Regions from separate parts of the Mus musculus genome. Here region 2 is linked to region 1. Evidence: chromatin loops called from intact Hi-C (ENCODE). Cell type or tissue: left cerebral cortex. All regions are shown on one strand. Each heading gives the region's core, and the rest is flanking DNA. Links, peaks and the distances in the headings are about the cores only.

The links. A loop is a pair of places that touch in the nucleus more often than their neighbours do. Peaks named below come from ENCODE experiments on the same cell type or tissue, not always from the same donor. Only the 100,000 strongest peaks of a DNase experiment are listed, where the experiment ranks them.
Region 2: it touches region 1 in a loop (4-fold over the local background); 3 of 42 quality-filtered maps call a loop at or near these places.

The regions. Positions count from the first base shown.
Region 1 is chrX:17,552,693-17,564,687 of GRCm38, forward strand. It overlaps Fundc1 (FUN14 domain containing 1), which reads right to left. Exons shown (of 5, transcript NM_028058.4): 4 at 5,989-6,117; 5 at 2,908-5,319. The coding sequence ends at 5,242. Among named protein-coding and RNA genes, the nearest start is that of Fundc1, 14 kb to the right of the region's middle. In left cerebral cortex, for the core only: no CTCF peak of the experiment used is centred there; a DNase peak (open chromatin) is centred at 6,189.
Region 2 is chrX:18,164,413-18,176,407 of GRCm38, forward strand. The region is part of intron 2 of Kdm6a (lysine (K)-specific demethylase 6A); the gene reads left to right. Among named protein-coding and RNA genes, the nearest start is that of Kdm6a, 7.8 kb to the left of the region's middle. In left cerebral cortex, for the core only: a CTCF peak has its summit at 4,724 (motif pointing right); a DNase peak (open chromatin) is centred at 2,764.

The DNA.
Region 1 (11,995 bases), core at 1,439-9,438:
TTTCAATGACCACTCTCAATAAACAACCACTTGTGTCTTATGGTAAATTATTAAATAAAAAGATGTGTAAATTATGAATTTCTAAGGAAATAATTTAAGATATGTACAAATAAGATACATGATATCAAGGCTTCAACAGTTCATAGTTTTAACATATTAACCAGTAGAGTTCTGATAAGCTATTAATCTAGCTTTTGTAAAGAACTATCTACTATTAGAGTCACAGGTCAAATTTTAAATTTTCTTTTGGTTGTTTTCTAAGTATAGACTTAAAAGTGCTTCTCATCCTACTGAAAACATCTCTGTTCAATATCTCTGGCCCTCTGGATAGAGAGAAGAATATTCATGCCTTTAATCCAGAATCATGTTTTGGATTCCCAAGCTTTTGCTATGTCTCAAAGGCACGAGTCTACTCCAGCTGTTTACAGATACCTGTTAACTGCTTTTTCTATAATGAGGATTCCAGTACAGATTACAAACAGTAGAAATGCTAATAGCTCTAAAACGCTTATTTCATTTTTTTGTAAACTTAAAAAAACTTCATGTAAGCCTCATAGAGTTGTGACTTGGATCCACCTGTTACAGGTCAAGTAGATTTTAGATTGACCTGTAACTCCTCTCTCATTGACTCCTCTCGTGTCAATGGTCTAAGTTTCTTCACATTACTTCCTGTTCCTGAGGGTGGGTTGTCTCCTACCCCTAGTCTTGGGATTTTTTTCCACCACCCCAACAACCAGGACCACAGGACTGGAAGTTTCAAATTTAAAATTCTCCCCTAAGTTACTCAAACTATCCTGAGCCTGGAGTTGTCTTTCAGAAACAGAGAGCACCGAACTCGCTGAAAGCTGATGTAAACCAGAGGGCTCTGATGGATCTTCCTACCAGGCTGAGTCCCCACTTTGGACCAGCATTTCATACTACTTCAAATTCCCTGTACTTTAATAGCCCAAGTGGCTCAGCATAACCCGGGCAGCAAAGCAAATATACCCTGCCTTTTTCTGGCTTGTGAATGGCATTCCAGTCTTCTTGAGTCCTGACAACGATGTCCTAATTTCAGCTGAGAAGCAGTTATCAAAAATGCTGTATGTTAGGTCTAAAGGAAACTAGTTCTGCTCTACAAAATTGAGTCGCTTTTTTACTCTCTCTGGAAAAAGGGAAAATGGTTACCTATGGTGGCTATTGGCATACCAGGACCCATGTTGGCCTCCAGACTCCCTCAGGATCATAAGTACTTCTTATAAAATTTTGCAAAAGTGCTACTCACAATGGGGGCTGGAATATGAATGGCTTACTTCATGGGTACCAAAGTTTCCTGGGTGAATCAGATGTTTATTTTCTCCTTGCTGCTTTATACAACCTAATGCTCACTTGGGGAAGTCAGTGTCAAACACTACAAATATCAGGAGACTTAGAATTATATTCCCGAGATTCAACTCATTCACCTAGAGCTGTGGTTCTCAACCCCTTTGTGGGTCAAATGTCCCTTTCACAGGGGTCACCTAAGGCCACCAGAAAACACAGATACTTACGTAACAATCCATGAGCAAAATTACAGTTATAAAGTAGCAATGAAAATAATTTTATGGTTGGGGGCGGTCACCACAACATGGGGAACTATATTAAAGGGTCGCAGCATTAGGAAGGCTGAGAACCACTGTTCTAGAGCTAATGCAGAATGTAATGGGCTAGTGAATTATAATTATGCCATCTCATAAAAAAAGTCAACTGTTCAAATATTCGCTGTATAGGTTCAGAATCAACATGTACCTCAACATGAATCACTGATTTGACTCATATGATCTGAAGCCAATGTGGAATTCAATGGCTAAGGAAACTCCATTCTGTACCAGGTACCCTTTGTAGCCACTGGCCTCTGCCCTAAATTACTGAAAGATGAGCTTCTAACAACCTTCCCATAATGGTATAACTGCTGTGCGATAATTAACCACTTGCTCGGGCTTCTGTAAAAACCTGCTTAATTAACACAGTATACAGGGGAGAGAGCTTCTTATGCAGCCGAGGGGAGTGAAATAGTCTCTCACGCAGCTACAGATGCCACAGAAACAAGCTAACTGTGGTCTCCACCTTTAAAAATGCTTCCCTTCTGTTCCACATGCCTTCAATTTGGTTTTAAGCCTGTCACCCTGCTAGTCATTTTTAATAAATTCAGCTAATTACAATTTGAATTGAGTCTGTGGTTCTTTTTTTTTTCTTTCTTTCTCAGTGGTCTTGAAGTTCATTACACCTACCACAGGCAAAGCACTAGACAGATTGTATAACCCTAAAATGAAATCCAAAACATTCTCCAAATAGATACTTTGTCAGTACCAACATGATACATCCAAATAGAAAATTCTACAGCTTAGCACATGTGATAGGTCCCAGTCAAATGCAGGCACAAAAATTTACACAGCAACCCCAAGAGGCTCCTGACCCTCCTAAGCTGCAATATTTTAAAAAAAGTATTATAAAAAATTACCATTACTGTTGGGGTACATGGAGACAATGTGTGTGCTGAGCAGCTTTCTTCCTGACTGCAGATGTGATAGCAGCAGCTTCAGGCTTCTGCAACCTTGACTTCACCACTCTGATGGCTCATAGTATAATGTTATTCTCAGCCTTCCTAACACTGTGATCCTTTAAGACAGTTCCTCCTGTTGTGGTGACCCCCCCCCCCAACCATTAAATTAGTCCATTGATACTTCATAACTGTAATTTTGCTACTGTTATGAATCTATGAATATGTGATCCCAAAGCGGTAATGACCCATAGGTTGAGAACCAGAGCCAAGATAAGCCTTTCCCTCCTTAAGTTTCTTGTTATTTTGTCACAGGAACAGAAGGGAAAAAAACTACAACAGGAAATATTCCAGAACATGAAATAAAAAAATACTTCTGACGCCAAGAGTTCAGATAAGGGACATTTAGTCAGTGCGTATGTCATACAAGTTAAGAGATTGAGTAACACATCGTTTCAGGTAATGCTCAACCTAGAGGAAGAAACAACATAGCCAGGAGGGGAAACAAGAAGACTGAGAGAGGGGAAGGTATGACAGAGTACTGGAAACAACTTACATTTACATACAAAACATTTCAAAATTTCAAGAGACTTAGAAGTGTACAATAAAAGTGTTATCTTTTGTTACCTGCTTTTTGTTGTTGTTGTTGCTGCTGTTGTTTTGTTAGGTTTGGGTTTTAGAGATAGGGTCTATTACGTATACCTAGCTAGCCCAGAATTCAATATGTAGACCAAGTTGGCTGTGAATTCAGAGGCCTGCCTGCCTCTGCCTCCCAGGTGCTTGGGATTAAAGGTGAACACCATCACACTCAGCCTTTGTTGTGTGAGACAGGAGCTTACTACATACCCATTATAGCCTCCAGCCACTCTGATCCTCCTGCACCAGCTTTCTGTATGCTGGAATTATTGCAGGATATCACCATTTCCAACTCTTGTTTTCGTTTGTATATTTGGACTCTTAAAGGAAATTCTCTCCACTCAACACCGTATTTGAATAGCTCCCATATTACAATATGAATTCTTCAGTACTGGAATATTGTAATGCCTCTAATTGAAAGCTTGAGAGCTGATATATTGTGTTTTCCCTGCTCTTCTAACATATCCCCCAAAGAACAGACACTATAACCATCTTCAAAATAAAAAGACTGGAGTTCCTTGAAGTAGCCTGCCTTGCTGCACAGTAACACCCAGGTATGGTACTCAGAAGCAGGGCCAGGTTCTCATGGTTCTACTGACATGACCTGAACACAATCAAGATATATGTTCCTTTTAGTTTTATAACAATGAAAGGTTTAGCCAGAGAAAATGGAGAAAAGCTCAAAAAAGAATAACAAGGATATATAAGCACAATCACTTCATATTAAGGAACTGAGTTTTATTTAGCATTCTATATGAGGCACTAATGAGAATAAAAGAAACTAAAATTCAATTGTACATTTGAATTTAAAGAATTTCAAGACAGTACAAGCACACAGCTTGTAACCAATATCAAAAATATGAAATGACACATTTACAAGACACAGAGTATACAATGGGAGTGTCCTATCACAGGAAGATAGTCTGAATAGCTGCAATATTTCCAGTCTGAAGACTCTAACCTATACTGTTCTGCTGTTTTCCCCAGGGACAGCCAAGAATTCTATGAACAAGAATAACAATATTGAAAGCTGTTCTTGGACAAGAGATGCTCGGAACAAGTGTGAGGCTGGCCCAGAGAAACAAGTAAACTGGCCTAATGTTCAAGAAATGGAACGCTAGCAATGCCTGAGAGCCCTAGTGCTTACATCATATAATCAAGGAAGCAATTATATTTAAGCTATAATTTTAGGACTACACAGAAAATCACAGTTCTTCAGACAATAAGTTCATATTATACTATTAAGTATTTTAAAGCAATCTGTACCTTTTGGTGAAGAGACAAAAAAATAATTAGGATTTTTAGAAATAAAAAATGAGATGCATTTGAAATTAATAAAGCATATCAATGACCAACTAATGACATACTCCCAAATTAGTTCTGTTAAAGCAAACAAACTTGAAAAATTAGAACGTACAAGGAGACGTTTCAAAAACTGCAGACATTAGAGAAAGGGAAAGTGTTTTAGTCGCGTAGTATTTCATTACAAAATCCTCCTTTAATGTAAATATTACACATAAGCAAAGTAAGAAAGAGAAGGGGGAAAAACCTAACTAAAGATTGACATATCAGAAGAGTTTAATATCTTAATAATTCTATTGTTGCCTTCCACAAAGGGGTAAAACAATTCTTCAGTTTATTGCAAACACATCTTTAAAAAAAATCAGCCATAACATTGAAGCTATAAGACAATATTTAATTATTAGCACTAGACAGTAAAGCACAAAAAACTTTGAAAAGTAGATAGGGTAATATTTCATTGGACAGTACATGTAACAGCTTTTTCTGTCTCCACTATATCCAGTGATGATAATCATAGGCTAGTTTCTAAACAAATGTTAAATTTAAAAATTTGCAAAATCCATGGTTGCTCAAGAATACTATTGTGTACACAGCACATAGGTTGTCTTACAGGAGATACTAGCTTGGTAAGCTTCAGGCGGCAAAATGCTAAGCTGCTTCATTTGCAATCGTCCAGCCGGCTGTTCCTTACTTTGGAGACTGGTAGCATGTGCCATTAAGAGATAACCCTGCTGCCACAGTCTTCCTCTCATTGTTGGATCCACTACCATAGAGCCTTCAAGTCCTTAAGATGCCAGGCCTAGCAAAAAGCCTCCCACGAAGCCGCTGGATATCACAATGTTCTGCTTGATAAAGTCTGTTGCCTAAAAATCAAAGTGTCAATAAAAATACTCATAATGATGCTACAAATATTACACTGAATTAGATATTAATATATTATGTTAACTAGATTACATTACATATTACTTTGAATGAAATAGGACAACAGAAGGACAAATGCACAATTCTACTTATGCACACTCTAATTAATCGACAGTCCCAAAACCAAATAGAGGTTAGGGGAAGGGAAATTTGGGGAAATAGTACTTAATAAAATTTTTAAGTTATGCAAATGGATAGTGGAAATAACTGTACAGAAGCATGTATGGATATGGTGCCTCTAAATTGTATTCTTGCACATGGTAAACGATGTATTTATCAAAATGTATATATGTATTCAAAAGAACTTCTTATTTACTGAATTCCAGATAAATAACATTCCCAACTATTTTCTTTCTTCCTTTCTTTCTTCCTTTTTTTTGGGGGGGGGGGCTGCTTTGCTTTCTTAAAACACAATTTTATTTTGTAGCTCAAGCTAACAGGCTGGTCTATAATTCATAGCAATCCCCCTGATTCAGTCTCCTAAGTGCTAGAATGGTAGGTATGAGCTACCGTGCTTGGCTCAAACATCATTAAGATAATGTAATCCCCAATCATACTTTCTGTGAGACCTGTTATCAAAGAACAGAAGGCAAAGAGTCTCATTGTCTTACTTCTTCAATTATATTGTTGATTTCAGGTGCTGCTTTATTTGCTCGCTTCTTTATCTGTCTCTTTGCTTTGTTTACATCTTTTTCAACTCTCTTCCAGTCGATCTGTACATAGCCACTGTGACTGGCAACCTGCAGACATGCAATGAGAATGAATACTAGCCCAGAAGTAGAAGGCCGTGGCGTTTTGCAGGAATCCCTGGAGCCTCTAAGGAAGAAACTGTTATGGCCTCGCCAATGTACTCAGTCAATAGGAACTGAACAAAGGGAACTTTGTCCCCACTCTTCTTAGCAGTGCTCTGGTGCAGTTGGAAATGCAGAGTTTTAACACAGTAACTAACCAGCTCCTTAGATGCAATCAACACAGAGTTAAGAAAAATATAGTGCATGCCAGGAAAGATTCAAAAAGCTGTATTATAACAGCTTTCATCCTACCCTTTAGAATAGGGAATCAGCTAAAAAGACAGATTATCTAAAGTGTATGACTAATAAAAAGTACCTTTTACTTAAATAGATGTGAAATACCTAGTAATCAGAAAGCAATCAGTTGACAAGTTATTAAAGAAATTTCAAATAGCCTGATAAAGGCACTTCACTAGCTCTGAATCGACTTAATTTAAGAAGAGAGTGTGGGGAAAAGGGAACCTTCATTTACTGTTGGTGAGACTGCAAACTGATGTAGTTCATTTGGATATCAGTGTGGAAAATTCTTTTTAAAAAAAAGCTAAAAATAATTCCACCAAATAACGCAGCTACACTCCTCTTTGGCAAATGCCCAACAGACTCATCTCCACACACAGACACCTGCTCAGCCATCCATGTGCATTGCTCTTCTGTTCACAATAGGTAGGAAATGGAAACAACTTAAAGGCCTACAACTGATGAATGGGTTATGAAAATGTGGTACATATATACTATGGAATGCTATTCAGTTGTAAAGAAAATTGAAAGAATTTCTAAGTAAACCAAACTAGGAAACATTTTACTGAATGAGGTAGCCCAGACCCAGAAAGACCAATACCACATGTTCTCTCTCACCTGTGGTTCCTACCTCCAAATCTTCAGGTTTGAATATATAACCTGGGCTAACCACAGAAATCAGGAAAGAAAAAGGGGCTCAAAAGTACAGGGTGTGCTAGAGATGGGAATAGCAGGATACAGCTGATATGCAGGGGCAGGGGGAAGACAAATGGGCAACGAGGCTTAACTGGGGCGGGGGAGGTCAATACAGAACAAGGAGCATGAGGAGAAGGAAAATAGAACTAAGGATGTTTGAAAAAAGTCATAAGGAATCACATTATTTTTTATTTACCTAAAATGTATAATATAAATGATACTGCACATTATATGTAAATATAATGTGCAGTATCATTTATATATACATATATGTATACACACACACTCATAAAGTTATGCCACTTGGGCTGACAATACTACCCACAAGAGCCACTGACTGTTAAACAAAAGCTGATGAAAAATGCCATCTTGAGTTGTTCAGGAGTCCAAGAGACTCCCAAAATAATATAGGCTATTGCTACTGCCTTTTGTAATCTCCCAGAAGTTGAAATTAAGTATACATTGCTGAACACACCATGCACTTCAAGCAGAGGACTTGAAGGATCTGAGCTAGACATGATCTGGAACCTTTCTCCCTGAGGACTAGCTCTCTTAGTACCAGGAGATGCTATACAAAATGTCAAGGGGGAAAAAAAACAACCAACTGTCCTACCCATCCATTATGCCTATTAATCACAACTATTACTAGTATAAGAAGATAGCCCTAAAGGCACAATAGTGACACTTATATTGTGGTAGTAGCCGACAGATAGCTATCCATTTGGACTTAAGGCCTGCTCAACAGGAAGAAAAGTCTGTCTAGTACTTACTGGAAACCTAGCCAGCCCCACAGAAGTAGTGAAATCATGGACCTCAGAGGTGAGTCTAGTACTGCTACTTTAATCATCATAATTCCCAACTGCATTCTAAATACTTCTCTTGATATCCAGAGAAGTGTAGCTTTTATCCATAATCAAAGCAGCTTTGCTTTGCAACAGATGGATATGATTACAAAACACAACTCAGACATGAGAGATACATCTATAACACAATTGCTCCATCTAAGGCTCATGGAATATCTCAGAATAAAAGGGGGAGAATCTAAGAGGCAAGGGACCAGGAAATTTGCTGTAAGGTCTTGTCTCCTTCAAATGGCAGGTAAGCTACACCCATGAAATCTCACCAATACGGCTGCTTAAAGAGGACCTGAACAGTGAGAATACCAAATACACAGCTCTAATGGAAGAGAAAGTCTTCTCATGGGGCCCCACCCTTACACAAAGAACTACAGGCAACTAATGATTCCTGAAATGGGGAGAATTAGTCAACCCCAGAGTAGAGACTCTAATTGGGTATCTGGTTCCAAGTTGTCATCTCTGAAATCATATACATACATGCAACACTAAATGCATGCATTTATACCTATATGTAATAATAACAAAGGGAAGGAGGCCATGAAGTTTGACAGCAGGGTATGTAGAGAGAGTTGGAGGTAGGAAAGGGAAGGAACGATGGGCTTTCATTTTCATTTAAAAACTTTATAGTAATTGCTTTCCATAATAAATTTCAGATAATTAATGCTCTTATAAAAACTATAGCTAAATGCTTATTCATCTTAAGAACCCTTACATGAAGAAGCTACTGGGCCAATGGCAAAACTGGAACAGGAACAATAGGGAGATGTAACCAGTGTAAGTAAAATCTAAATATAAATAAGTACACAAGAAGTAAATAATTAAACTATATATGCTATTATAAGTCACTTCTATCAGTCTGATACATTCTTTATAGACTTTTAACCATATTCAAGGCTTTTAAGCACATATAAAATATTTCAAATAACAAAAATATCTGATTTCATATAAAGCATCTGACCTGCACCTTAGGTTCTATTTGTCTCTGTGACTGATTCCACAGTAGACTGTTTACCTGAAGCTCTTCCTAATACTCACTCACCAGGTACCCGTCAGACTCTGGCCTCAGCTAGAGAGGTGATCAAATTGTTTGTCATCAAACTTTTCTGGTAGAGCCTGACGACACAGTGATGTGGATCATAGGCAGAGAAGTGATAATGAACTTTAAAGGAGACTTTCTAGATAAAAACTGAAAAGTTGCCTTACAAAGTATTCAAACTAGTTGATTGCTTTGTAACCTTTAGAGAACTTAACGTAGGTTGAATTTCAACAGATCTTTTTATTGAAATGCAAAGATTTTATGCATGTGCATGGCTTTAGTTATTGTTAGAATAGCCAAAATGCTCTCCATGTTAACACACACTGAAGTAGAGTATCACACAGTTGCAGAGAGATGAGAAATCTTTAGATGATTAGTTCAATGTCCCTCTGGGGTCCTCCTCTCCAACACCTCCAAGCAATTCAAGTTCCTTTCCTGCACTCTCACCACACCACAGGCACCCATCCAGCTTGGCCTTGACCATAGGATTATAAAAACTGTGAATAACTGTATCCCTGGTAACAAATAATGTCATGCAAGAAGATGAGTGAGAAATGCTGGGTGAATGATAATAAAGACCATGAATAAATATTAAATTTCCAAAACTGTGCTAACCAACCTGTTTCAAGGAGCACTCAACAAAGTAACCGGACTAGATTATCCCAATGGTTCCTATTATGTTTACGAGTGAATGAGAAAATGGTTTCCACAGATGAGATTTCCTTGACACGTTCACTTCTAACTTATCTATATAACTATAAAGAAATGCAAACTAGGCAGACTGGAGAAAAGTGGAACAATGATGACCACTTTTTGAAATGTATTTGATTTTCCTACACTACTTCAATATTTAATGACACTGGGTAAAGAAGCTTTATTAGCATAAAAAGTTCTCCATTAGCCGGGCATGGTGGTGCACACCTTTAATCCCAGCACTTGGGAGGCAGAGGCACGCAGATTTCTGAGTTCGAGGCCAGCCTGGTCTACAAAAGTGAGTTCCACAACAATATGAACTAACCAGTACCCCGGAGCTCTTGTCTCTAGCTGCATATGTATCAAAAGATGGCCTAGTTGGCCATCACTGCAAAGAGAGGCCCATTGGACTTGCAAACTTTATATGCCCCAGTACAGGGGAATGCCAGGGCCAAAAAGTGGGAGTGGGTGGGTAGGGGAGTGGGGGGGTGGGTATTGGGGACCTTTGGGATAGCATTGAAAATGTAAACGAGGAAAATACCTAGTAATAATAAAAAAAAGTGAGTTCCAGGACAGCCAGGGCTATACAGAGAAACCCTGTCTCGAAAAACAAAACAAAAACAAAACAAAAACAAAACAAAACAAAAACCAAACAAAACAAAAACAAAAAAACTCAAAAAACCAACCAAACAAATAAACAAACAAAAAAACATGTTAAAAATAGCACCAAGCTTTCAGACAAAGATTCATTTTTGTTTAGAAGCTGTAAGGAGGTAAGGATGGGGCTTCTTGTTTGTCAGCCTCACCATAAATGATTCACTGGGAAGACTCCCCAATTCCCAATTTCACTTCTTCAGAATTTTTTTTTTCTTAGACTAGCGAGATTTTCTGAAATAAAGACTCCCATTAAGAATTTAGAGTTACATCAAATTTTAGTGCCTAGTTCTTAAACAGGAACACATCATCAGACACAGAGGACAGAAGGCTTTTTTTTTTCTGACAGCCCTGCCTGTCTTGGTACTCACTCTGTAGACCAGGCTGGCCTCAAACTCAGAAATCCACCTGCCTCTGCCTCCCAAGTGCTGGGATTAAAGGCGTGCACCACCACTGGAAGGTTTTTAATACAAGCTAGGAAGGGGAGGGGTACACTTAGACAAGGGGCTGGGGCTGCATGTTTAATTCTTAACATTGCAAAACAAAACAACAAAACACCAACCAAAAACAAAAATTATGGAAGCAAAAGCTGTAGGGAGAGGTTTTACAACAAAACAAGAGCTGAAAATGTAGCACAGTGGTAAAGCATTTGCTTAAGTATGTATAAGGCCCTGTGTTTGACCCCTAATACCACAAGAAGAAAAAAAACAGGGAAGGAGGGGGAGGGAGGGGGATGGACTAGAAGGAGGGAAGCAAAGGAAAAATGGATGGATGGATCAATAGATGGATGGATGGATGGAAGGGAGGGGGGAGGGAGGGAGAAAGGAAGGAAATAAAAAGGCAAGCAGACATGCAGAGGAAATGACTCAGTAGGCAAAGGGTCTGCTATATCAGCATGAAACCCTGATTTTAATCCTTAGTACTAACATGGAAATGCAATCGATTTATTCTTACTAGAAGCACTTGGTAATCAAAAGGCTTTAATATGTTTGTTTTGTCTCAGAGGAATGTGAAAGATGAAAATGGTTTGTAGCTCAGTGGCAGAAGGTCTGCCAGGCATACACATGAGGCCCTGGGCTCAATCTCCAGTACTGCAAACAGACAGCTATCACTGCAGTGTTGTCTGTAACACTGAAAAAAATAAACTGGTAGATAAACATTCTGTATAAAAACTAAGAACTTCATACACGAGAGACCATTTGACCCAACACTCAAGACCTGTGGCCAAAAAAGGCAATTACTTCAAACTAGCACCTGGCAATTTAAAAAATGTCAGCCCAGTCACTCTTTTAAAAAAGAAAAAAGAAAACAGTTATTCTTCTTTTTAAATTCACTTTACATCTCGCTTACTGCTCCCCTCCTAGTTACCCCTCCCATCCGCTTCTCCTTTAAAAGGTTGAGCTCCCCTTGGGCTAACATATCAAGCCTCTGTGGGAGCTTTTAAAAACCTTTTGTTTTCAATTCAAATTAGAGAAGGCATCAAAGCACACAATTTCTTCCTATCTTCATGGGCTACAGACAAGCAGTTAAAGTGGTTTCCACTGATGTTAGTGTTCTACTACATAACAAAAATGAATTCAGGAGGGTCAATTTCATATAAACACAGTCCACCTCTGAATCTCTTTAAATACATCTATAAATATGTATATATATT
Region 2 (11,995 bases), core at 1,663-9,662, 610 kb after region 1:
CAACCTGTAGCACATTTAGTTACCCATGGTAAGCTATTGAACAAAGGCTGGAGTCTCAGTCTGTCTACTTCAGTTTATATTTCCTGACCAAAGTGTGATTGGAATGGTAGGAGGAGGTTTTTTTGTTAGCTGGGACTCTCAAACTTGGAGTGTCTATGGTAGATGTTGCATTCATTAGACCTTTTCTTCTTTGCCGGAAATCTTTAGGTTTGATTTGATACTTTGTTAGCTCTATTGTTGCAATTGGGAAGTTTAAGAAAGGCGACTAAAGCTTAACGGCTTTAAAAAAAGTTGATTATTTTGCTCCTTACTTTTTGAATGTATTTTGGTTTGGCTGCCTTAATTGTTTTTATCTGTGATCATAATTACGTTTTTATTTTAAAGTATCAAAATATAAGAACTTGTGATTGCAGACAATGACTATAAGGCAAAACAGTCATAATCTTTTTCGGTAGGTCCATTTTCTTTGAATGGTAAGGAAATTTGAATTGAACTTTGACAGTGACGGTATTAATTTTCTTTCATTAAAATTAGCGCTGGAAAAATGTTCAGTAACTAGCTCTGGAATTATATAAATATAAATAGTTGTTAGCCCCCTCTTTTCAAGATTTTCCTCAACCTATTTGAAGTATTTTATGTACAAAGATTAGATTAATGTAAAGTTGTCATTCCAAAGATGTGTGTGTGTGTGTGTGTGTGTGTACACACACCTGTATATAGTGTTTAAATTTAAGGGCCATTTTATTTTGGAGTAAACATTGCTAGTTTAAATTGAGTTAATAGAGTTGCTTTCAGCGATAATTCATTTGGAAATTTAGGCTAAATTTATTCCTTTTGGTTACAGTGATGAAGAAATAAGTGGAATGTGTTTTAAGTGCATGTGTAAAGTGCTAGTTCTTACTTTCATATCTTAGAATGCTTGTTATCAGAATCACACATGGTTGTCCTTAACGTGGGATATTATATCATAAATAGTAAAACCTACAGTTAATATGAACTGAGTTCACATTTTAAAAATTGAGCATTTTCAAAATTTTCTAAATGTGTGTTATTTTATTTTTCTGGTATTTGAATACAGTCACATGTTAAGCATGAAAAAATATGTGAAGCTTCATTTTGTTTGGGGGAAGAATTATGACTTTATAAATCTCAGGTGGTATATTGATTAAAAAAAAATCTTCATTGATTCTGGCTTCTTAGGGTCTAGCTACTTAGATCAGGGCTCAACAGCTTTAATGCTAAAACATTCCATATTATGTACTTTGTACACCTACGTGGATCTTGATTGTGTCCTTATTAGCATGAACATTTCAGTAAAATGTGTAATATAAATTTATGCTTGATAAAATAACACCTCACATTTTCTATTTGAATTGAATTCGGACTAGAATGAGTGTTAAATTATTAAGTTTTATCCATCCTCTAACTGTCCTGAGAATCAGTATGTTTGAATGTGAGGTTTGGGAAGTAGATTGTTATGTTGCTTTCAGAATTATTTCCTATGTAACTCTTTTTAATAAAAAGTATTGGCTTTTCTCTATAGGGTGGTGGATTTGTTCAGGCAGTTTTACTGAACACAGAATAGAACATTTTCTAGAATTCTTTTTTTTTTTTTTTTTTTTTTTGGTTTTTTGAGACAGGATTTTTCTGTATAGCCCTGGCTGTCCTGGAACTCACTTTGTAGACCAGGCTGGCCTCGAACTCAGAAATCTGCCTGCCTCTGCCTCCCAAGTGCTGGGTTTAAAGCCATGCTCCACCACTGCCAGTCGTCTTTAAGGTTTTTAAGTGCACATTTATAAACAAGTCTAACATTTTAGAAAACTAAAACCATTCCATAGGTATTTTTTATTTGTCCTTTAACATGTGCAGATGATTTTTTTTTCTGGACTCTGCATACTTTTGTAAGGCTCGATTATGTAAGAGTTATTGAAAGGGTTGCTTGTAGAATTATCATTTGATATATAGTATAGTGTTTTGAATTTCAAGATAATAGTAATACAGTATTTTGTAGTAATACCTTAAATAAGGCTGTAAAGGAACTAAAGCTTGCTTTAGAATTTTTGTAATATAGCATGGTCTTTAACAGTTTTCTCTTTAATGATAACCCATAATTTATTATTATTATTATTACTACTACTATTACTTATTTTATGTCTATGGGTGTGTTGCCTGCATGTATATCTGTGTACCACTTGGGTGTTGACTGAGGAGGCCAGAAGAGCTTCTGATCTGATCCCTTAGAACTGGAGTTACAGCCAGTTGTGAATTGTCCTTCGTGGGTGCTTAGAATTGAACCTGAATTCTCTAGAAGAGCAGCCAGTTCTCTTAACCACCGAGCCATCTCTCCAGGACTAATAGTCATTATTTTTATTTCCTAATTACATTGGAATTACTAAGAAATAATTGAGTGAAACCTTTTTTTAGCAGAAATTAACTATGATGATTATTTAGTACAAATTTGAAAACTTTTGGGGTATATAGTTTTTAATTAGGTAAGGATTTGAGTTAGGAGTATATAGAGAGAAGCAAAGTAAAAGAGTGTAAATAAGATAAGGACATCATTAGGTCATTTTTAGAGGTGGCTTGTTTGTGTTACGATATTTGGATTATTCGTGATGTATGAAAATGAATGTGTACTCTTTGTAAGGACTTAAAGAAGATCTCCATTTTCAGTGCTAAAGAACTTTTAGTGTTTTGGTTGGAAAAAGTAGCTATAGAAATAGGACTGGCACGATGACTCATCAAGAAAAGGCTTTTGTTGCCAAGCCTGAGGACTTGAGTTTTGATCCCTTTAACAACTAACTCTCTCTCTCTCTCTCACACACACACACACACACACACACACACACAGACACACAATACATATGCCTTGTGTTTGAAAATTAGATCTAGTCACAATTGCTTGGAGAAAGTTTTATGCAGTTACTATGTTGTTTGCTAAAAAATTTGATATGTTCCCTGTAACAAAATTATAGTAAGAGATTACAGATCATGTTCATATGTCTGTCAGAGAATAAAGCTGAAGCAATAGGTACTTTTTTTTGTTTGTTTGTTGTGAATAGGGTCTTACTCTAGTCCCAGGTGGCTGCTAGTTGATCTTTCTGCTTCAGCTTCAGAGTGAGCCATCATGCTGTGTAATTTTAAGTTTCTGGTTTTCTTTTCATGGAATAGGTTTTCTGAAGATTCTCTTACAAAAGGCAACATTGACTCTCTTCTTCACATGGTTGTTAAAAACTGGTTCAGAGGTAAATTTCTGTGACTTGAATAGAATGATGGGGTTTCATACTTAAGTTTTATTAGTTGGCAGGACGTAGGGTTAATTTTTTTCTCACTTAGATCATGCAACATTTAGTTTTGTTTATATATTACCAATATTCTGCATATTTGAAAGGATTTCTGCTCGGTTTTGCTTTGAAACTCATTGGTGATACTTAGAGTTCTTTGAAATTGATGTTAATGATTGATAATACTGTGCATTATTAATATCTTTAAAATGTGGTATCCAGAGAGCTAATTTATGGTAAAAAGCTACCCACTACATTGTCCAAGAATTGAAGTGATGGTTGGGCTGTTTACAGCATACCTGTAATTATTTGCAGACTATTTAATTAATGGCATTTATTTAATGAATGCATAGTTGACAGTCATTTATTCATACTGAATCTTGGTATATAATTGCATAAGCTTTCTATATTGGTTTGTAAGTTATGACAGTAATATTTGAATTCACATCAAGCTCAGCTGGTCAGTGTAGGAAATAGGAAGTGTAGGAAGGTAATGTAGGTATCATTTTGGTTAAACTTGAAAGCTCCTTAAGTGGGATAGGATTAGCATAAGGATAACTGGCCTTCGAATATCAGTGGCAGAAGCAAAGTGTCAGGTACTCTGAATATTTGTGATAAAGGTCAGTTTAAAAAGGATAGGAATTCTTTCTTGGAGATATTATTTCTCAGTTTAGATAGCAACAAGTTGCCTTTTAATTTTGTTTAGGAAAATAATCTAAAAATCAAGTTTTAGCTTTTTCAGATCTTTAAAGGGTGATTTATACCTTGTGATCTTTGTAGTAATACATACTTTTCTATGGGTTCTTAAATGAGTTTGCCTGCCAGCTTAAAGATCCTTGACAGTTTTAGCAGGTTTCTCACAGAATAGTTTAATTACTATTTTGGAATGCAGAACATAACTTTGTACTTTATAGAGTTCCTTTCTGTCGTGTACAAAAATTTCTTAGATTTATTTACTTTATGGATGAGTACTTTGCCTGCATTTGTGTACTATGTATGTTCCTGGTCTTATTAGAGGTCAGAATAGGACATTGAATCCCCTGGGACTGGAGTTACAGATGGTTGTGAGCTGCCATGTGGGTGCTGGAAATTGAACTTAGGTCCTTTGGAAGAGTAACACATACTTTTGATCACTGAGCCAACACTTAAGCTCTTCTCACTATGAAAAAAATTATTGATTTTTTTTTTTTAGGTTTAAATTTTTATTTTATGTGTGTGAGTATATATGTGTACACAGATGTGTTTGAGGAGATCAGGAGACATTGGTTGACATATGGTTGTGAGCTATCATGTGGGTGCTAGGAACTGAACATGGGTTCTCTTTAAGAGCAACAAGTATTATTCATGATTGAACCATCTCTAGTACCATATTTTTATTTTTAATTATGTGCATGTGTGTCTGTATAGGTTTGTGCACATGAGTGCAGTGCCCCTGAAAGACACAAGAGGGTGTCAGATCTCCTGGAACTGGAGTTTAGGTAGTTGTGAATTGCCTGATGGGGGCATTGGAAACTGGACAGGTTTCTCTGTAAGAGCCATATGATAGCTCTTTTAATCACTGAGCCATTTTTCCAGGTCTTTTCTTTATTGCATTTTATTACATCTTTTTTTTTTGTTTTGTTTTGTTTTTTTCGAGACAGGCTTTCTCTGTAGCTCTGGCTGTCCTGGAACTCACTTTGTAGACCAGGCTGGCCTCAAACTCAGAAATCCACCTGCCTCTGCCTCCCAAGTGCTGGGATTAAAGGCGTGCTCACCACGCCCGGCCTATTTTATTACATTTTAGTAGTCCAAATAGTTGGACTATTTCTGAACTTGGTGGTGGTCTTTTGGTGGAGAAATGGTAGTGAATGAAGTATAGACATAAGGAGGTGTGGTATTTTGCAGTTTAGGTAGCTTTGTGATAGTCACTGAACTTAAGTCATTTTCCATTTTCCTCATTAGCATGTTTTATTTATTTGTTGTTTTTAGCATTTTATACATGCGTATTGTAATGACATCATTTCCCCCTGCCTCTTCTCTGTTCAACTTTTCTTTTCTTCTTTCTCTCTCTATTTTATTTATTTATTTATTATTTATTTATTTATTTATTTATTTTGGTTTTTTCGAGACAGGGTTTCTCTGTATAGCCCTGGCTGTCCTGGAACTCACTCTGTAGACCAGGCTGGCCTCGAACTCAGAAATCCACCTGCCTCTGCCTCCCAAGTGCTGGGATTAAAGGCGCGCGCCACCACGCCTGGCTCTGTTCAACTTTTCTTATGTTCTCCTTCCCACCTTTGAGTTTCATGGCCAGTCTTGTTTTCATGTGTATCCTATTATTTTCAGGCAAGTCTGCACAATTAGTGGCATCATTGTGTGTAATGTCTTTTTTAAAAAAAAAAACTTTTATTAAACATGATTTCTTTTATTATTATTATTATTTTTTAAATGTCAGAGAGCATTGTGCCTCTGCTCCCACCTGTCTTTGCCATATGAAAATTGAGGATAAATTGTTTGGAAAATGAGTAGAAACCAGATAAGTAGCTGAATTTATGTGGATTTGTATTTTGATATTGTGGTGGTATAGAATTTTATGTGTTAGAATATTATGTAGTACATGACAGAAATAATTTTTCTAAGAACTTGGGTCTTAGTTGCTTGAGTTTTGTTCAGATAGTTTGTATACTTAGGGAAATTATGTTTTCAGTATATAGTGGTTAAAATAAATGTTTTAGAATTTTGGTTTTCAAATATGATATGAGCTAAAAAATTTTTTTGCTTCAGTGATTTGTGAACCATTTGTTGTATTGTTGGGAGGATCTGTATCAGTTTTGGAGACAACCAATTACTTCTGGCTTTTTTTTTCTCTATAGTGTATCTTCAGAAGAAAACAGTCTGAGAATATAATACTTTAAATACAATAATAACAATATTTAGTGTTATGATCTTTCAAATGGTGCTACAATTTTTGACCTCTCGAACATTTATTATGGATAGTTTAAACTGTGTACAAGACAGAAATTGAATGAACTATTGAATCAGGAAACATGGCATAAGTAGTAGTTGGTTTTTATGGGAATGTTATTGATGTGGTGGAGCACTAGGTATTAAGTACTAATTTATAAATAGTCATCTGTTGATTTTCAGGTAGAAATATGCTTTGTCATCTACCAGATCTGTGATCCTTAGGCAAGCATCTTTTGGGGACTATTTTTCATTTGTAAAATGGAGTGGTAGTAGATTTCCTCCAGGCTTTAGGGTTTTGTGTTATAGAGGGAAAATAGTGTTTTCATGTCATGGAAGGTACTCAGTACAAGATAGATGTTATATGGAAAGACAATTAAATTTAAACTAAGACCTTGATTCATCTACGAGATAGAAGAGAGGTGGAGGTAGGTTTGAAAGCTCTTGAAAAGATTTTTAATTTTAGAGTTTTTGTTTACTTTTCCCTGCTTCAAATATGTTTTCTCTACATGGAAGCTCTGGGATAGGTCTTAATCCTGGTTCCAACTTGTATGTATACTTGACTGTCTATCTGACGTGTGTTTTGAGGACATATCTTTTAACTTTTTTTGTAATTGTCACACGCCACAAACCTGTCATCCCAGAAACCGTGGAATATTCATCAGCACCTCTTCTTTTAACATCTTAAGTCCTGCAGGGTGGTGGTGGCACACCTTTGATCCCAGCACTCGGGAGGCAGAGAGGCAGGTGGATTTCTGAGTTCCAGGCCAGCCTGGTGTACAAAGTGAGTGCCAGGACAGCCAGGGCTATACAGAGAAACCCTGTCTTGAACCAACGAAAACAAAAAAAACAAACAAAGAACAAAACAAGCAAACAAAAAACATATTAAGTCCTAACAATTACCAGAGCTTGTCACTTCTATATTTTAGATCTCAAATCTACCTATACTTGGCTTCTGCTACCATGCTATTTGTAGCCACTATTCTGTCTTTGATATTCAGGTTTCTTCATGCACTTTTTTGAATACATATATTTGGACATAGTTCAACACTGAAAAGTTACAAAAAAGATATTAGTTAAAAAAAATCTTTTTCTAAGTTATCTCTCAAAATATAGGTAACTGTTTCCCAAGGCAGCTGCTAAAAGGTTTGCTACATAATCTTTCATAATATTTCAGTACAAACACAAGCATAATTGTTGAGCATAATTATGTTGTACTTTCTTCCTGTATATTTGAGATCATAGTGTATATGTTTTGTATTGAATTGTCTTGGGTTTTAGAGTTGTCTAGTCTTTCACATAGTGAGATGCTCATGGGAGGATTGAGTTGGTGATTTTTGTTATTTTGATTTTTGAGATTCTTTTATGTCCTTTTATATGTGATTCTGAATGTAGAAATGCTTCAGCATGTACGGTTCCTAACTGAAAATATCTTCATATACTTTCTTAAGCTAACAATTGCTTAACATGCGCTATGAATTCTCAATTGGAATAACTGCTGACTTTTGCCTTTATATTTTGATTTTATTGGCATAACTGATGACCAGGTGTCATGAATATTAATTTGATTCATTTCTTGTGGATGTACAAAGGAGCCATAGTTGATGCTACTTTACACTTGACATTCATCTTCATATTTTATTCTTTATTATAGAAAAGAGAAAATAACTTGTCAAAAAAGGCACAGTTCTTACTGTGTTACTTATTTCACAGAAAGATACCTTTATTTTCATCATAAATTAGCAATAGGGCTAGAAGGTTGGTATTTTGCTTTTTCAAACTTATTAAACCTTTGATGGTTAGTATAGTAGCTGCATATGTTTTACATATGGCTTCAGAAAATGTCAGGATCTCTGCTTATCTTAGCGAACCTATTCCTTAAAACATTTAATAGACTTTGGTATATAATTTGGATACTCCTGTTGTTAATCCCACCAGTTCAGAATAGGACCACTACCATAATCTTTGAGCCAAATTTGAAGCACACCTTAATTAAATACTAGCCAGCAGGATGGACTCTGGCCAGGTCCATTCCTGGGTTCTTAGAAAATGGCTAGGAGTAACATCTTGCAGAGGCTTTTTTTCACAAGGCTGCTTTCCCATCAGGTCCAATCAAGAGCAAACATATATCCTTAAGCACATTTTGTTTGTTTGTTTGTTTGTTTGTTTTTCGAGATAGGGTTACTCTGTATAGCCCTGGCTGTCCTGGAACTCACTCTGTAGACCAGGCTGTCCTCGAACTCAGAAATCCACCCGCCTCTGCCTCCCGAGTGCTGGGATTAAAGGCGTGCGCCACCACGCCCGGCCTTAAGCACATTCTGAAGTGAAGTGTACCCCACCCCCTGCCATGCCCACACCCAATCTGGGACAAGGATATATGCTAACATATTTCTTGCCTACATACTTTTCACCTACATGTGATCAAGCACATTTGGTGTAGTTGGGTAAAACAATCTTGTTTAGGGGAATGAAAACATGTGGCTTGTTATTTCTCATACATGATAGCCTCTAACATTTCAGGAAGTATCTGTCCTTGGACAAGGGGCTTATAGATTAGAGGCATTAACTTAAAACTTAACTTTGGCTCTCTCACTATGGTACACTGTTTCATAAGAACAGTGGGTTTGAAAGCTGATCTCAATTTTAGGATTTATTGCATCCTTTCCTTATAGGGCCCCTAGTTTTCATCTGCTAGAAGAAACAACAACAAAGTGTGTGTTGTTTTGAAGACATGGTATACCCAGATAGTCCAGGCTGGCCTTGAACTTGCTGTCCTACTGCCTCTGCCTTCCAAGGGCTGGGATTAATAGGACTTTGCCATGGTAGCCAGCCAATTGTACCATCTGTTAACAGGAAGAGCTGGGAATTAGGAATTTCCAAAGTGATTATAACAACATTATTGCTGACTTGTTCATTTATAGAGTTGATGCACTTCTTTAAGATTTTGACTTAGAATTAGTGCACGATTAAATTTGGTTCTAGATTGTAATTTTCTTTGAATTTTAGCTTCAAGTTTCTGAGACTAGAAGTTGAATTCCCATAATGAAACCTAGAGTTGTATGGTGTTGTTGATCTAGTCCTTAACTGTTTAGTTAGTCTTGGATTATTCGAAAATTCATTTAATTTATTAACTTCCTCAAAATGTTTCTTTGTATTTTAGGGCCTATCTGATATTTAATTCTCCATATTAATGAATTCTGTTTTGTGTACACACATGGTTCTCTGGACAATAGAGGAGAACATTGGGAAATTGGTTTTCTCCTGCCTTGTTGAGGCAAGGTTTCTCTTGTTTTTCCTGCTATGCTATGTGTGTGTACTCCAGGCTAACTGGCCTAGGAGCTTCTGGGCTAGTCTCCTGATTTTCTCACACTTCACTTTAAGAATGTTGGGATTACAGATGCAACCTTTATCTGGCTTTTTATGTGGGTTCTGGGGACAAACTTAGTTTATTAAGTTTGCATGTCTATTACCTTTCACTTGTTGAGCCATCTTCTGGAATGGCCCAAGGCCACATGATTTCTGAGATGTGAATGTCACATTTAAATATATGTACCTGGTTAATTTGAGACAAGGTCTCATATGGCCCTGGTTATGTGGATTAGGCTAGCTTTGAATTTGAAACGATTCTGATTCTCCTGTCTCTGCCTCTCAAATGCTAGGATTGCAGGCATTTTCCACTATTCTGTTTATTCACTTGCTTCCTTTCTTTTCTTTCCCCTTTTCTGATTTAATTTTATTAAATGTGTGTCTGAATATGGGTATGTATACATGAATGCAGATGTCTGAGGAGGCCAGAAGAGGGTCCCAGATCTCCCAGGATCTGGAGTTAAAGGCCACCTGACATGGGTGCTGGGGACCAAGCTCTGGTTCTCTGGAAGGTTTAGTACACTCTTAACTCCTGAGCCTTCTCTCCAGAGTTCCTTTCCTTTCCCCTTCCCCCTCCCTCTCGTCTTTCTTTATTCTATGTACAGGCTGTTGGGAACTTGTGTCATGCCGATTTTCTTGCCCCAGCTGTTATACTGGTATTAAAGTTGTATGCCACCATACTTGGCAACATCTGTCATATTATTTTTTATCTGTATTTTTTTTTGTGTGTGAAATATTTATTCGACTATTTTTCCCCCTGTTCTTAGTTGAATTGTTTCCTCTTTACTCTGGCTTTGAGTCAAAAAAGGTGTCTTGGAAATGCTGGAGATAAAATGTAGAGATTGGTATGTACTGGGCAAATATGCTATCACTGGCTGAGCCAATACCCTTGGCCTGAGGGTTCTTTATATATTTTGATTGTTAAAACTATTTCTGCTGCACTATAAGCTTTTACTTTGAATGTTTTCGTAGGTTTTTGTTTGTTTGTTTTACAGAGTAGGAGTTACCGATTTTCAGCTGGGCATTGGTGGCACATTCCTTTAATTCCAGAGGCAGGCAGATCAAGGTCAGCTTGGTTTACAAAGTAAATTTCTGGACTACACAGAGAAACCGGCCGTCTCTAACCCCCCCCCCCCCCCAGCCTTCCCAACACCCCTGCAAAACAATAATAACAAAACTAACAAAATACCATTTTTCCTAGGCATACTGAATTTTTAAAAATTGCTCATCAGTTGCAGTGTGTATGTACATGGCATAATGTGGTTAGAGAACAACTGGTGGGAATTGGCTTTCTCCTTCCATCCTGTGGAATCTGGACTAGAACCTCAGGTCTTGTCCTTAGGTTTCCCTATATAGTCCATTGACCTGCTGAACTATCACTGGCTCTATTTCAGGAATCTTTAAGAACATTTTTATATAGGTCCTGAAGACTTTTTAAGAAATGCTTTTCATTCTTTAAACTTTTACTTGAGTGTATGTTGAAACCTCATGCTATTCTACCTACACCCCATTCCCAAATAACAACCCTGAGGCTTATTATTGAATAACGTGTGTAAGCCTTATGATAGGTTGTTTGTTCCCTGACTAGCTCCTAACTCAATTATCCTATTTATATTATTCTTTGCCTACCACATGGCTGGTTACCTCTCCTTAGTTTCATACATGTTTGACTTTCTCCATATCTGGATAGCAAATTTCGCTCCCTCTAACTCCCAAAGTTCCAAACTCTTATCTACTGGAACTCCCACCTATTTCCTGCCTCAGTAGGTAAAGGTCCTTACTTACCAAGCCTAATGACCCAAGTTAGATGCCCAAGGTCCACATGGTTGAAGGAAAGAAACAACTCTTTAAACTTGTCTTATGATCTTCATACATGTAACCCAAGGCACACTGTGCACTCTCTAAATGCACTAAACATTATTAAAAATCTTGATATGAATTTATACACTATAGGCATTGCTTTGTTGTCTTTCATTCCCCATGTCAGAGGTGCTTTTTCATTTAATTATGTTTCCTTTGACTTATTCTTTATTTGTTAAAGTTATGCCTAAGTGTTTCACTTCCTTTGAAACAAGTATAAATTATGATTGTAGATCTAAATTGAAGGTCATAATTTACACTTGTTCCAACTGTAAAACTGTGATGGTAGATCTAAAGTTTTAAAAAATGATATATATGTATGTAAATATTCATATATATTTGTGTGTCTGTGTGTTTGTGTGCATGCATGTGTGTGTGTGTGTGTGTGTGTGTGTATATATATATATATATATATATATATATATATGCCATAGTGTACGTGTGGAGGTCAGTGGACAACTTGGGAGGGCCAGGGATTGAAAGTTTTTTTTTTTTAAATTTTAGTAGCTGAGCATCAAACCTATGACCTCATGCATGGTAGGTAA